Regions from separate parts of the Homo sapiens genome. Here region 2 is linked to region 1. Evidence: chromatin loops called from intact Hi-C (ENCODE). Cell type or tissue: dorsolateral prefrontal cortex. All regions are shown on one strand.

Evidence for each region. Hi-C counts contacts between places; a loop is a spot of excess contacts. Peaks named below come from ENCODE experiments on the same cell type or tissue, not always from the same donor. Only the 100,000 strongest peaks of a DNase experiment are listed, where the experiment ranks them.
Region 2: a loop joins it to region 1, with 2.1 times the contacts of the local background. A loop is called at or near these places in 2 of 110 quality-filtered maps.

Annotation. Positions count from the first base shown.
Region 1 is chr3:140,090,603-140,098,602 of GRCh38, reverse strand. All of the region lies in intron 1 of CLSTN2 (calsyntenin 2), which reads right to left. Among named protein-coding and RNA genes, the nearest start is that of CLSTN2, 160 kb to the right of the region's middle. In dorsolateral prefrontal cortex, a CTCF peak has its summit at 2,362 (motif pointing left); DNase peaks (open chromatin) are centred at 4,626 and 7,207.
Region 2 is chr3:140,197,644-140,205,643 of GRCh38, reverse strand. The region is part of intron 2 of CLSTN2 (calsyntenin 2); the gene reads right to left. Among named protein-coding and RNA genes, the nearest start is that of CLSTN2, 270 kb to the right of the region's middle. RefSeq lists enhancers at 458-1,029, 1,030-1,602, 5,782-6,981. In dorsolateral prefrontal cortex, no CTCF peak of the experiment used is centred here; a DNase peak (open chromatin) is centred at 7,253; H3K27ac peaks cover 735 bases.

The sequences.
Region 1 (8,000 bases):
ATTTACTGCCTTCAAAATAGTAAATATGCAATGTCTATACATTTCCAAACTAACATATTTTGATTAAGCAATTAATGTCACTATATAGCTCTTTCTCTGTCTCCCTCAGTCTTGCTGAAGGATTTAACATCAAACAATTCAACAGTGACAGCTGGTGAGAAATCAGCTTTGAGATTTCTCATTAAAAGTAATGCTGTGTTAGTAGCCAAGTACTTGTGAAATGTTAAAATTTAATGGTGTGGAAAAGGCTTATTCTAACTTTGCAGATTGTACCATCTTTGCAGAAGTTGGTAGAAGATTACAACTTGGATTGTGGAAGGCCTGGTGTAGTTACAAAAATGACAGGAATTTGCAGAAATAGGTGTCTACCAGGTTGTAGAAGTATCCACCTGAGTTGTGATACTTACTGTGGTTTGCTTTGTGGCATTCTTGAAACCTCCAATTAGCTCTCCTGCTTGCATAAAATAAAGTTTTTTTGTTTTGTTTTGTTTTTTGTCTCTGCTTCTTCACTCTACAGTCTCACCATTTTTGGCTGTTATGCTGAATAGACAGATTTATTCAGCTTGTATTATCTCCCCAATGCTGTTTTCAGGAATACTCTGTCCAATGTCTTATATCATGGCATTGTATAGGCATTTACAAAATTCATTTCTCTGGGACGAATAGCAGGAAATAAACTTTCATTTGTATTTTAGATGGAGAACAAAAATACGAGAACTCACATCCAATGTAATCAAAGCTGCCCATTTGCATTTGGGGGAAATAATTACATTCTTTATCTCCTAATCTTAAATCACTTACTGAAAACTCCAAACACCTGTGACAATAAAAATGTACAACTACACAAATTATTCAATGGATCCCATCTGTAGATTTTAATATCAGCACCTTCCAGCCTAGTAACTGCACTGCAATTGACGCTAGTTGAGAGGAGGAGGTAATACGTGGGCTCTCTGACCGCCCCCATCATTTTCTTTTCTAAAATTCGAAAGCACATGGAGTGGGAACAACATGGTTTCATATACAACTATGTATGCATTTGAATGATTTGTGTGATTTTTACCTAATGTTTCATATTAGTATGTCTTATCTCCTCAACTTGATTGTAAGCTCTTCAAGGGCACATAGTTAGAGCTGAAGTATATTGGCTGCTGTGAGCATTATTATCATCAAGGTGATCGCAAGAAAAATGGTAGGCTGAAAGTAAAGCAGGGGGTGCTGTAGCAAGCCAACAGAAAATCCAAACCAAATGGCTGCTAAATCTCTCAGTTTAAAAGTAGGGTAGAGAGAGGACAGGACCACTGTGCTTGGAGACAGGCAGTCCCTAGTCCCAGTACTTCCATTCTGTGATCTTCCATAAGTCACCCAAACCCTCTGAGGCTCAGCATCTTCATGTATAAAGTGAAGGTAATAATATAGTTGTTATTATATTAGAAAAATATATGTAAAGCCCCTGGCACATTATCAATACTCAAAAAGTGTCCACTCATTTGACAAAATAATTCTATAATATTGTACCCAATATTGGGGCTGGGAGAGTTCTGAGAGCTAAGCTGGTCCAACACCTGTTCTTATAGTGAAGAAACCAAGGCTTAGAGAAAGGAGTTGATCTGCACCCAAGTTTAGTCAGGAATTTGCCCACTCAGAGTTAATGGCAGAGCAAGAACTAGAACCCAGCGGGCTACACCAAGGCTGTGGCTATAGCTACTCTGCCTACTGCCTCTTTCATGTCTCTTCACACGGAACCCTAATTCCAAGGGGATATGAACTCCTTCTTTTTATCTTTTCTTCCCCACAGCACAGCCTCCTATTCCAGACGAAGAGATCACAGAGCCCTTGTGAGATAAAATAAGATCAACTCTGAATCAGGAGCCTGGGGCAACTGCCAGGCTTCCCATATGGGCCACATCTAGCTTTGGGCATTTTCAAAAGAGGCTTTGATGGATCTCTATCTGCAGTGAAGCACATGACCAGCTAATGTTCCCAGCTGATGTGGTCCTGGTTCATGACCTAGAAGAATTCTTCATAACTATCTCCAGGAGTAGTCATGAGAATGGGGACAAATCATTAAACAAAACACAATAGCAGGAAAGCACTCCCGCCAAGATATTCTCTCCCAGCACCTTACTTCCAGTGCCACAAAATCTACCAACAGAGCTTCATCCCTTCCAAGGATGACATTTATCCTCTGGCACGTCACAAATGCTCTTGAGAGATGTAACATATTATAAACCATTAATACCAATTGAATTATCGGAAACCTTCCACTGCAAAAGCTGGGAACTTCTAAGCAGAACATGATTTGCATTAGATAGAATTGGCCAGAGAGGGAAACAGGAAGCAGTCAGAAGCAGTATTAGTTATGCCCTCTGCTGTTTGGGGAGCTGGGGACAGCATGAAACCACTGGACACTGAAGAGAAAATGAGATTTCAGGATCAGGAAGGCATGAGGATGATGAAGCAGAGAACTCTAAAACTGGGCTTTGCAGTCATTTGGTAAAATCAAATTACTTTCCCTTAGAATCTTTTCTGAGAAAGGCGCTCTTGTTTTTCCAAGAAGCTGAGTAAATCATCATCCAGTGTCCTTAAATTTCCTCTTCTACCCATTGTGCTTTATCTCCTAGGAGAGCAACTTGACAAAACTGCACAATCACTGCAAACAAGAGCCCATCACAGACAAACAAACAGCTACCCACTCACCAACAGTGTGGGTGCCAGCTTGTAACTCAATTACTTGCGCGTCCTAACACTAATTTACGGGGTTTGGAATGGCTGTCACCGTCCTTGAAAACATAGCACTAAAGAGACACAGATGTTCGTCACTGGTCACTGACATGGTCCCAATACCCCAGGTGTTTGCTTCCAAGCACTCTTCCTCTCTCATTTTGTGCAGAAAATTTAGTGTCATGTGACCAATACTCATAATCAGGATGCAGGAAAAGTCTCCATACACTTTATGAGAACTGGGGATGTTTGTAGTTGGAATAGAATAATAGTAGTTATGCCAAAGCCTGATCCAAATTATTATGTAGGATAGAAAATGCATGACGTGATCAGAAGTGGAGTAATTGTAGATAGCCAACTGCTTCCTCCAGTTCTCCACTAATGGCACTGAGCTTTCCTGGGTTAAACATTCATATACAATGTCCCTGTTAACTACAGGTATGTAAGAGCTAAGTAATTTTTAATTTTGGATATTTGGCCTGAGGGCATCAAAGAATATGGTTAAGCAATCTGGAGTATCGAAATAAAGGAGGGCCATACCCACTTGACAAGGCAGCTTTTCAGAAACTGTCCTCCCCACGACAGTAGCTCCTGAAGAACTTTCAGAACAAAAGTCAATGTTATGAGTTATTATTTGTTCTACCACTCTATTAATATTCTCACTGCCATTAACGCTCCTAGCCCCCAGACATCCTTAATATATGAGCAGCTCTGGTACGGTGTTGAGGGAGAGACAGAACTAATCAGAAAGGGGTAGAGAAATTAAGTTAGTAGAATCTTTGTGAAAGACTCTTGAAGGGTTAAGAATACTACAAGACTCTCACAAGCTGAGAGCATCATGCCATCAATAAAATCTACTTAAAGTTCTATAATCAGTCTTGGTCTTAATTTAAGTCATTTTGAGACCTTGAAGTCCCACTGACTCCTGCTGGTTCCAGCAATGACTACAAAGCCCTGGCTGCAGTACGATCCTTGACGTATTATAACGTAATTTACGGAAAGTCAGTTTGCTATGAGTGAAACCTCTGACAAAGCAGAAGACAGTGTGCTCAACAGACTTCAGAAAATTGCCAATTTCCATATTCAAGGAGAGCCCCCTGACAGTATAACTTGGGGGCACAGACACTGGGGAGGGCTCTTGTCTGCTTTTTTTCCAGCCTTTGTCTGCCACTGCTGCTGCAGACTAAAGGATACACTATTAGTATTGCACAGCACCCTAGCTGTTTAATTTAGGCACTTATGATGTTACATTTTTAAATTAGAAAGAGTTTTGAGCACTGAACATTCCATTTGCTAATTTTTTTTTCCTTTCTTCCCTCTAGAGGTTCCTGTACCATTTGAAATAAAAATTCATTTCCTTGAATACATGGAATTGATGCTAATTAAAATGCCTGCAAGAGTTAAAGGAATCAGCCAGCCCCAGGAAAATATAAGGTCAGTTTTATTTTTCAAAGGGCATGGAGAAAAATTAAAATATCCTTAATTCAAGTCATAGATTTTATAGAATTTGAAGAGACTTTACAGCTCCTCTAGCAAAGTAGGAGAAAGGGCATGGTCTCTAAAGCCAGACAGACTCAGGTCTGACGCTTGGCTCTGCCCCTTCCTGAGTCTTTGACCTTAAATAAAGACAATTACCCTACTCCCCACCCCACTGGATTAGAAAAAAGATGTTTTTAGCAGGGAAGATCTGACTGTCAAATGTGTGTAGGATGTGTTTCTGTTTTACTTTGGCATTGGGGTTGAGGGTTAACGTCTGTTGAAATGAAAAGGATATTAGTGACAGAAAAATGAGTCCAAGTTCTATTAATGAGACGAATTTGAATTTCTCATATGGAACACATGGGCTGCTTTCAGAAGGAACTGTGTCCTCTCAGCCATGAGCTCTCCTATTTCAGATTCCCCCGGGCAGTGTTCCAACACGTTAGTCATTCCCATATTACCTCTGAGGGTTCTTGCCATATCTGGACTCTACTTGTATTTACTCCTGTTCTTTTTACTAGACTTTGAATAAACTCATTTTAACGACTTATCCTTAAGATACTACTACTTGTAACTTAGAAATAGTAGGTTTGACATACTAATTGTACATATTTTAACATACAGTTAAATACATACCTATAAATAGCCATGTTCACCTTATGCCATTCAAAATAATTTTGCACACTGGTCATTGGAAAATCCTTCTTTAGGGGAGAGATAGAGTGGAAGATCACCATGGTTTTTCCCCACCCCATCTTAAAATTACGAGATCTATGTCCCCAACCCTGCCACAGTGAAGAACAGTGAATGCTCAGGCAGAGCTCACCCCACCCTCTGCTAGCCCTCAGTCACTGGCATTAGGGGACATTGAAATTCAGCAAAGAATATGAAATGTGCAGAGGGGACCTAAACTCCAATATTGAAGGTAAGTGGGAAGGGGAGGGGAAGGAACCAGGGTACAAGTGAGAAGGGAAGAGAGGCTAAAGGAAGAGACAGCTAACTGGGGGGTAGGATGAAACAAGAAGGCAGTGAGGACACCTTCAGGCCATGGCGGGTACAGATCATTGCTGAGCCATCTCCTGGCTCCATGACCTGGTGCCATTGTTTATTACTTCAATTGTCATTTACTGGACTTTAAATACACTCCTTTCACAACTTAATTAATATCTGTGAAATAATGGCTCAGGGAGCAACCAGAGCAGGCGACACCCCTGCCCCACCGCACCCAAGGAAGCCTGGGCCGTGCTGCAGTTGAGGGAGTCAGTAACAAAATGGGCCTAAAGCCTCTCTCTCTCCCCACCTTCTCTCTCTCTGTCCAGCTCTGTAGCTCCCATTTGAATACCGTGCATAACAAAGGGCTTACATCCTCACAGGGGCCCAGATGGTATACCCACACTCTGGGGAAAGATAAATCTAGTGGCTTCCAAAAAAGCTGATCAGCACCCTCCATCCACTCACCCCTCATCCTTGTTCTTGGCCATCTGGCCAGCATGCTTAGCGAGGAGAACCCCTGAGGTAGGAGGAGCCAGGCAGCACGCAAGTCACCGTCCCTGGAGACTGAAATGCACCATGGAGGGAAGGAGTGGAGGAGCTTGCAGGAGGATTGCTGAGTCCCTTCTCAAGGTGGTGAGCACTGGATGAGCTTTCATTGTTCGTGGAACTCCCTCGTGTTGTAATTAACTTGCTCGAGTCCACAGGAATCAGGTTTGAGAGCAGGGATCAGACAGAGGTCTTCTGACTTCCAGCCTACTGCTCTCTGCAAAGTGACTTCACCTGATGGTTTCCCAAGGCTCATGCACCAGCCCGGCACACCCCGCAGTGGCTGGGAGCACAGTCCTGGGAAGAAAGACCTCATCAGTGGGCCTCCCAGCTCTGCAACCTTAGCAAGACCCTAAGCCTCTCTAACACTTAATTGCCCATGAATAAAATAAACACACCCCACTCTAAGCCTCCTTCCAGGAGAAACAGATAATGTTTGTCAATACTGAGTACAATTTAGTGAACACCAGCTTCTTCCCATGAAATGTTCAGTTCTCTGTGCCCAGGACTGAGAGCAAAACAGGGGCATGTCTCTCATCCTTACAGTTTTATCAAGAGGCTCACTTTTTTCCTGGCAGAATTATCCAGCATGTCCAAAAGTGTGTTCCCAAGTGATGACTGTGGGAGGATTCTTCAGTGAATTGAACAGTAAGACAGCATCCCAATTCCTAAACACTTCTAAGTAGGGCCAGGAGGTTTGAGGGGGCACACAATGCACTCTCAGGAGCCTCATAGTCTCATCAAGGATCCAGATGCTGAAGTATTCTCACAGCAGCCTTTGCAGACAGACTTAGAGGGTGGGGCTGATCCAACGGGCTGGTAGGGAATCCCAGGACCTGCTCTCTGTAAAGCTTCCTGGATTGAGGCACAGCCAGACTTGAATTAGAGAATCCTTACTTATTCAACAAACATTTACTGAGCATCTACTATGTACTGGGCATTGACTGGGGACTAGGAATACCACGAAGAATGGAGAAAATTAGACAAAGCAAATGGAAATTGCATTGTTGTATGGTGAGGCAATAAAAGCGAACACAGAGGCTATTGTTCCCATTCATAATGGAACTTTAAAACACAATATAACTTTTAAGTACATCATCAACAAAATCCCTAATGGGATATTGTTCCTTCTGTGTTTGTTTGAGGCTTTGTGTTTGGCCCTGAGGAACCACAGAAGGCCCAGAGTGGAGCTGTGGATGGCCCACGCCTTCTGCATTTCAATATCAAAGTGAGGAAATGTTTTCATTTCCTGAGTAATTTCAAAAAATGATTTCATAGAGAAGTGCAGCAAGTCAGCATAAACATTTTTTAAATGTCTTCAAACTGTACACAGATTTAGGTAATGAAATGTTCTGGGCTTCTGTGACTGCCACATACCGCCCAGGCAGGCTCTGGTGTTTTCTAGGAATTCCTTCCCCCAAGGAAGGCAGCTACTCACTGGCACGGCTCCCTGAAAGCAGTGGTCTGTTGGGTACAGCCAAGGAATGGGTGTCCAGGATGAGGGCTGCCTGTGTGTCTGGATTTTGCACTGCTTTGTTAAGGCTCAAGAGTCTGTTCAGGACATATTACCAAGGGTATGCTCTTCCAGCTGAGTCATCTCTCCCTGCCCGCAGCTGCTCTGTGTGGTCTGCCTCATGCTGTTGGGCACCTTATGTTTATCAAGCACTGATTATCCATCAGGCACCAGTCTCCATGTTTGTGCACAACAATCCTTACAGCAGCTTCATGAGGTTGGGGTCATTATCCCACGTTTAAAATAAAGAAATGGTGACTGGCTCTAGAAAGCCACCAACCTCCCCAGGGGACACAGTTGTCGACAGAGTCAGTCTGGGCCACTCCACCACATTATGTAGGAGCAGCCCAGAGTTCCTCAGAACTCCTCTACCCATCACCAGGCTACCTACATGCAATACACCTTCTCTTAGGATCAGATTCCCAGTTCCAAATCTGGCATTTGAAGGCCTCTAACTTCCTACCACAAAGCTCTGTTTTGACCCCCTGACCAGTAGTACCCTTTCCTGCCCCCGTACACCTCCTTTAATGGTCTATCTTGCCCTTACTATGTCCAGCCTGCTTCTGAGTCTTGATTCCTCACTTCAGAAACTTCACCCTAAGTTTGCCCTACCCTTCAAGGATCAGTCAGCCTCACTTCCTCCAGGAAGTCTTTCCTGGCTGGTGTAGCCCACTCTTCCCATGAGATTCACTGTTCCCTATTTTCTGTGTTAGTGTTGTGCCTCCAACAGGACTTACGCTCCCAG
Region 2 (8,000 bases), 110 kb before region 1:
GCTGTGTGTGTGTGTGGGTGGGGGGCGGGTCAGGTCCAAACAACAACTGTACCCAATCCTCAATCCTCCTTACCTCCTCTGTGGCTTTCCTAATTTTTTCTGCTCTCCAGCCTCAGTTTAATCTCCCTCCCATATTCCCACCTTTTGTGAACCATGTAGCACCTGGAAATTGTCTTCCTCTAAACTCCTACTTCAAGGTGTGACTAACTTAATCCTTAAATATTTATCCCATGTTCAGGTGCTTCAGGCACATCTGTTTTGTCTTCTTATCTACACTGTGCATGCCCTATAGGCAGATATCACACCTTCTGCCTCTGTGGCATCTATGTCTCCCTTGTGTCACTAAGGACTCCATGAGAGCTCAATACGCATTTGAATTCAGTTGAACCACACGTAGGTATAATGATAAAGAAATAAAACCCATAGGATTTGGTAGTTAAATCCCAGCAAACACCTTTGGATGCTGTGTGATCTTTGGCAAGTTACTTAACCTATCTGACTTTTGATTTCCTCAACGTGAAGATTCAAATAATAGGTCTTCCCTCTTCCTGGATGGAACAAGGGCCGTAACTTACAGAAAATGCCTACCCTCTTTTCATAAGCCTCCCTCTTCCACTCTGACCCACCTCCCCTCACCCCTCCTGATTCCCCAACTCCCTTTCATATTTGAGCCCCTCAAGAATCATTAGCAAGTCAATAGTGTCATGAGGCCCATCAATGTACTGTCCTTAGGGATTGACTATCTCTCCCCAGTGGCCTCATATAGCCAGAATGGGGGACAGCGGGACAGACAGACCTGACAATTACAACCTCCACTGCAGTTCAGCTGCCTGTGGTGGCAGTAACCAGGGGAATAAGACCCTAGGCAATGGCAAGGACCTCAAGAAGGCTCACGTTGCCCTTCAGATGAGAGAAGGTTACCCTCAGCACATCCAGTTTCCCCAGGCAGGGACATTTGGGCATATTGGAGTGACAGGCTGATCATCACACTGTTACCTTTAGTTCCAGAGCTTACCGCCACTCCCAAGTTTTGTCCTTGACAGTAAAGCCTTTCTTTTACAATCAACTAATCCAAGGATTTGCCTTTTCCCAAATTAACACAAAAACAAACACATACACATGCAAATAATTCCAACAGCTAATTTACTGAGAAGTGATTATGTGGCAGATACTAGGTACTTTACATGTATTCATTTGTTAATACTCCCCTCAAGGATGTGGGGTAGGTACTGTGATAAACCTCACTTTACAGATGATGAGCCAAGGCACAGAGAAAGGGTGAGTAACTCGTGCAAGTTTGGAGAGAAAGGGACAGATGATAAGCCGTGAGGTCTGGCATCAGTCTTAGCTTCTGGGTAGTGCCCTGCCCTGCCTCTCTAGGCCAAAACATGTTTTTGGGTGGCCCCAAATAAAAACAACTACCACTTATGAACACCTTCCACATGCCATATGCTATTTCAGATATTATTTCCATCTTCCAGAAAGAGAAATTAAAGATTTGAAAAGTTAAATGATTTATTCAAGATCACCCAGGTAGAAAATGGTGAAGCAGGAATTCAAAGCTGAGTCTAACATGCCACACTGTATCCCAAAAGATACTTTTTCTTTGAAAATGGGGGACAGAAAGAAAGAGATCTAGGGAGATTAACTGCAAGAGGATGTCTTCTCAAGGAGTGGTCCTAGCTGCCTCCTCCTAACCAAGACCCTGGAGAGACACATTTCTCCAGCAACTTTGTTTCCTCCTCTGGCATCTGCCAATTAGACAGAATCTTGCGGGTTATTTTCTTACCATGCTCCAGGTTCTACCTTAAGCAAAATCTTTGCAGCCTCTCCCTCCTCTTCCTCTGTCATTGTTCCTACCACTGCTCATTACCATCCCTGGAATCTCTCCAAAACAAGCACTGCCAGGAGAAGCCATTGTCTTGTCAGCTAAGTCCATTAAAGCTGTCAGGCTCCCTAACAAATCTATCAGGCACCAGGAGGCCTTTCAAAATGATATCATTTGCCATTCAGGCAGAAACAAATAGCTATCCCAGGTGACTGGCAGAGGCACGGGCCATGCGCCAAATTGCACCGTGGTCTCAGGAAAAGAGCTAACATTTTCTACCAACAAATGGCACAGGATGTGCATATTTCTCCCATCTTAAAAACCAAAAAAAAAAAAAAAAAAAAAAAAAAAAAACCCACACTTTCTCTTAACCCCTCTTCCCTCATCAGCCAACATCCTATTTCTTTGTTATCCTTTGCAGTAATGTTCCTAAAAATGGAGTGGGTCCTGCCTCACTATCACCTTTTTAATGTCCTCCCATTTTCTACTGAGCAAGTTCAATCAGATTTTTGTTCACCTTTCCCCTAAACTATACTTTTCAAGGTCACCCATGACCTCCAGGTTGCTACATGCAATGATCCTTTCTCAGTCCTAATCTTACTTGACTTAGCAGCAGCACTTGATCACTCCCTATCTTTGTCAGAGTACACTTAAGGCTGTAAAAACCAACTTCAAATCTCAGTGGCTTAAAATAATAAAGGTTTCTTGCCCACGACACATTCCAATTTGGGAGGGGAGGGTACTACTCCATGTAGACATTCAGGAGCCAGATCCTCCCACCTTGGGGTTCCACTATTACTGAAGGCTACGGGGTCCTCTACTGCTCAAAGATTGCAGGAGATCTTACTGGCTAGACCAGGAGGGGGCATAGATCACTTCCACCCACATTGCACCGTCCAGAACTCAGTCACATGGATGGACCCAAATTCAAGGGAGACTGTGAAATGTAGACTAGTTATGTGCTCAGGAAAAAAAGGACCTGTTGGGTGGGCATCTCACTAGTCTCTTCCACGCTCCTTCTATACTGTCTTTACTTTGCTTCTGGACACTTGACTCTCTTGGTTTCCTCCTAACACACTGGCCATTTATTCTATCTCCTTTTCTCATCCTATCTCTTCTCTTGAACATCTGAATGTCCCGTGGCCTAAAAGACTAGCTGTTTACCAATTGTCCTAAATTTATTTCTGCAGTCAGACTTTTCTCCCAACCTCCAGGCTTTGGCATCCAACTGCCTACTTCACATCTCCACTTGGAAGCTATAAGGCACAGCAGACAGAACGTTCTAACGTGAATGCCTGGTCATCCTTCTCCAACCTACTCCACCCGCATCCTTCCTCCAACTCAGCAATGACACCTCCATCCTTCCAGTTGTTTAGGTGCCAAATCTTGTAGGCATCTTAGACTTCTTTGTTTCTCTCACACCTCAGATAGAACACATCAGGAAATCCTGTTAGCTCGGCCTTCCAAACATACCCACCCACAATCCCACTACTTCTCACCTGCTGATATAAGCCACTGGCACTCTCAGCTGTTACTGCAGTGGCCTACTAAGTGGTCTCCCTGACACTGCTCTTGAGCCCTGTAACCTCTTCTCAATATAGGAGCAGAGAGGCCCTATCACAATGTAAGTCAGATCACATTACTCTTCTGCTCAAACCCCTGCTGTAGCTCCCATTTCACAAAGGAAAAGCCTATGTTCTGACCATGGCCCACAGCCCTGCTTGATCCGCCCACCTCTAATACTGCCTGACCTCCAGGCTTTCCCTAAATAGCCAGACCTTTGCAATGGCAGTTGCCTCTGCTGAAAACATCAGAGCCAGATAGCACAGGGTGCATCCCCTCATTTCCTTCGAAACTTTGCTCAATATCATCTTCACAGTCAAGCAAACCCTGACACTAAATCTTCCCTTTCCTCCTCTTCTGTGTTTTCAGGTTTTTTTTCCTCATTTTGTATCTAACTTATTATATATCATTATATATACACACACACACATACACACACACATATACATGTGTGTGTGCGTGCATATAATTTGCTATGTCTGTTATTTATTGTCCGTGTTCCACTTCTACCTCAGCTGTGATGTAAGCTTCACCAAGGCAGAGAACACTTTTTGGCTTACTGATATATTCTAAGTTTCTAGAACAGAGCTTAGCACACAGTAGGTGCTTAATAAATATTTTTAAAATAAATAATTAGTATTTTGCACCACTGGAAGTTATAGAAGTTGTAGAACATTGAGAGTTAGTCTCTCAGTGGCTAAGGTATGACACTTTGATTCCCCATGCCTCTATTCCAATCATGCCATTCTAACCCTTCCTGGCTCTCCATTAAGTACAGATCCCAGCTGTCAGTGAACATCCTCTGCATTTTTGTCCCAGTGCTCTTCTCTCATTGTTGCTCCTACTTCCCCTACACATGAGACCTGTGTGCCAGGCAAAGTGACTGCACAGCTGCTACCTTGACAAGGCCCCATTTTTCTCCCCTCTGTGTCTCTGCTCCAGGCTTTCCTGCTCTATTTAATGCAGCCCCTGAGACCTAGTCATCTCCCAATGGCTATTTCGAGAATCATCTCCCACAAGAAAGCCTATCCTGATGTCCCCAGTTGAACGGACACCAAACCAGTCTCTAAACAACACAGTGCTCTCTTGTATCTCTCTCATGTCAGCTTCCTTCCTCCTCTGAATAAAACTTTTGAAGGCAGGGCCTCTGTCACGTTCATCTCAGCCAACAAGTATAGGGCTTTATGCTCATTTATGTAGATTTGTATTTAACAGACAGTTCTGTTCTGTGCTAGGATTGAGGTCAACCTCCCTGACTTCAAGATGCCCCTTTGGGAGAGGAGACTCCTAGGGGAACAAGCAGTTTCAAGGTTATGCTATCAAGGTCCTTTGGTGATGTGTCAACTTGGATAGGGAGGGGGTGTACTGGGGAAGGCTTAACACAGGAGGTGACACCTGAGCCAAGACCCAAAGAAAGAGCAGGTGTTTAAAAGAGGAGGCAGGTGGGGGAGGGGAGGTGTCCAAGAGTAAAGACCAGCAAGGGACTCAATAATATGTGTTAAATTCAATTCGATCATTGAGAAATGTTCTGTCTTTCATGCTCTTTCAAATGTTTGATTATATACACACAATGTCTTAATGAGATTGAGGAAAAACTCTAGTGCCTTAGGACAAGAAAAAAAGAAGTTTTAACTTAATAGCAGGATTGTGCGTGTCAATATAGCCTTATTAACCCTTCCTGATGCTTTCACATCCCTGGCATATTTTTTTCACAACTATCCTGTAGATATAAAGAGCATGCTATTAGCATTGCCATTTCACAGACTAAGAAATAAACTGTTATTTCTTGTATGGCTTGTTGACTGCTGACTGACAGGCATACTGACTCTGTTTTCAAACACAGGCTCTTTTTGGCGGTCATTACGTGGAGTCTAAAGATGGGGTTCCTGAAATGACTTAGGGGATCCATAAATCCCCTGAAACTTATGTAAAATTCTCCAAGAATTTTTTACGGCACTAAGTTCTGTATCCTTCATTATATTTCAAAAAAATTATCTTAAAATATGTACAAACCACTGCATCATACCATAACCAAGGCCTCTGAGGAGAAAAGAAATCTTGGCTTTCATGATAGCCTTGATCAAGATCAAACTTGGGACTGGTTCATACAGCCCCTGCCTAGAACAAAGTTCCCAGGGAAAGAAATATAAGGGGAGACGTAGAATACAGACTCTTAAATCTGAACTGCCTTCATGCCTGGACTAAAGGCCTTGTAGGAGGTACCCAGCGAGCCACCAGCTGCTTTTAATCCTGGCATAAATAATGCCCTCTAGTCAGAATCTGAACTGTGTTTGTGCATAGTGTTTGGGTTCAGTGCCACTAAATTTAAAAGACCTTTGCAATTTCAAACATACACTGTTTGGCTTGGATTAAATGTCATTAAAGTCTAATTAAGTGTTTACTAGCAGCCAACTCTGAGTCCACCTGATGGCCAGGGGCACTTACTCAGTTTGTTCCTCCCAGTGGTTCCCACACTTTGGAGAACATCAGATTCAACTGGGGTGCTTATTAGCTGTATAGCTACCCAGAACTCACCCCAGGCCCACTGGCCTCATTTCTGGGAAGGCCAGCTGTATCAGTCAAGTGTGGAAAATCTGGGGTAGAAAGAGATTGAAAGAAAAAAATGTGCAGTATATCCCAACCATCCTTGATGACAATAACCAGGTGGGCAGGGGCCTGGGCGGCTCCTAGTTTGATAAGCACCCCTGATGATTCTTACCACCAGAGAGGATTTTTCTGGGAAACACCCACCTCTTGAGTGGCTTCCAAATTTGGCCCTGTATCAGAAATGCCTACTAGGTTTCAAACCAATTCTGACCAGGTCTACTCCAGACATACTAAATTAATTTTTTTTAAGGGGTGAAGCCCAAGAATGTGTTTAGAAAGCTCCTCAGGTGATTCTGATGGTCAGGAAAGGAAATCAATGATGAGATAAAGGGTTATTCTGATGAAGAAAGCCTACATATTCACCATAGTTTCTTCTCATTTCCCCCTCAAAAGAGCCCTAGCTGCTCCCAGCCACCCTCATCAGCCAGTGTTCTTTGCCCAAAGTGGGAGAAAAAGTCTGATGCAATATTCTGCGTACTTACAAGATAAGGAAACTCACACATGGAAAGATAGGCCCGAGACTAGACTGATTTTCCATCTTCTGGCCCTGACACTTTCTTGAGGACTTGAGAGAAAGGCTCAGAGTTAGAATCTCCATGGAATATGAGAAAATAATTTCCCCACACAGGGGCTGTCATCCGGGCCTTGGAGAATCCTACCTGGGAATTAGAATCAGACCTCCCTAGATGCTGAGAGCCAGGCAGGTAAACTAGAGGCCCTGTCTCTCAGTTGATTTCATTCAAAGTGGGATATAATTTCATCCATACCTACGTTAACCTCCTGGGATTATTCAGAACAGGGAATTGCAGGCCACAACCCACAGGCTAAATTCAGCCACTGTTTTAGAGCCTGCAGACTAAGAATGGTTTTTACATTTTTAAATGGTTACATTTTAAATGGTTAGATTAAGTACCTACATAATGGCCTAAACGTCACCTGTTGACCTGCAAAGCCTAAAATACTTACTATTAGATCCACTACGAAAAAGTTTGCTGACCCCTTCTTTACAGGATTAAATAAAGTGCTTGGCATATGTGTACTACCTGCTGTTATCTTTCCAAAACCTTTTAGGAGCTGAGAACATCCCCCAGCTGACAGCCAGCAACAAAGCCGGGACCTTACCCTAGGACAATAAAGAACTGAATTCTGCCAACAGCTGGTGAGCCTGGCAGAGGACCCTGAGCTCCAGAGGAGAGTGCAGCCCAGCCAAAGCCTTTCTTTCAGCTGGGTGAGACTGTGAACAGAGGGCCCAGTCACGCTGTGCCCAGTCTCCTATGCACAAAAATTGTGAGATAACAAATGGGTATTATTTTAAGCCACTAAATGTGTGATGCTTTGTTACACTGCAAGACAAAACTCATACAGGTGCCCCAAAGGCACCAACACAACATGAAGTATGCAGCTGGACTGTGGACACAGTCATTGTCTGGTTCAGAATGGGCAACTTAATTACAGTAAGAAGATAAAATTTAAGAGCAACCATCCACTATGGCCCAGATACAGTATGATATAAAGACATTTTTCCTATTGCAGAATATGTGAAGTGTCTATATGTATTTATTGATGCCTTCTAAAACCTTTCCATTGCTTTTGCTTGAAACACTGGTACAATTCATGAGGACTTTCAAGACCACTTCAAGAGCCACAAATAAAATTCTAATTGCCCAGGATCCACAGGATAACAAAGCCAGAAATACCTTAGAGATCATCCAGTAAAACAGTCTGGCCCTTTGTTTTACACATGAAAAAACTCAGCATCACAGAAAGGAAATAATTTTTCCAGGGATACATTCTGAGCTAGATGCAGAATAGAAACTAAAACTGAGGTCTTCTGCCTTTTGAACTAGGATTTCTCAACTTCAACATTATTGACATTTTGAGCCAGATAATTCTTTGGTGTGGGGCTATCCTGTATATTGTAGGACGTTTGGCTGCATCCTTGGCCTCTACTCACTAGATGTCACAGCAACCTATAATCTCCCATTAAGACAACCAAAAAATG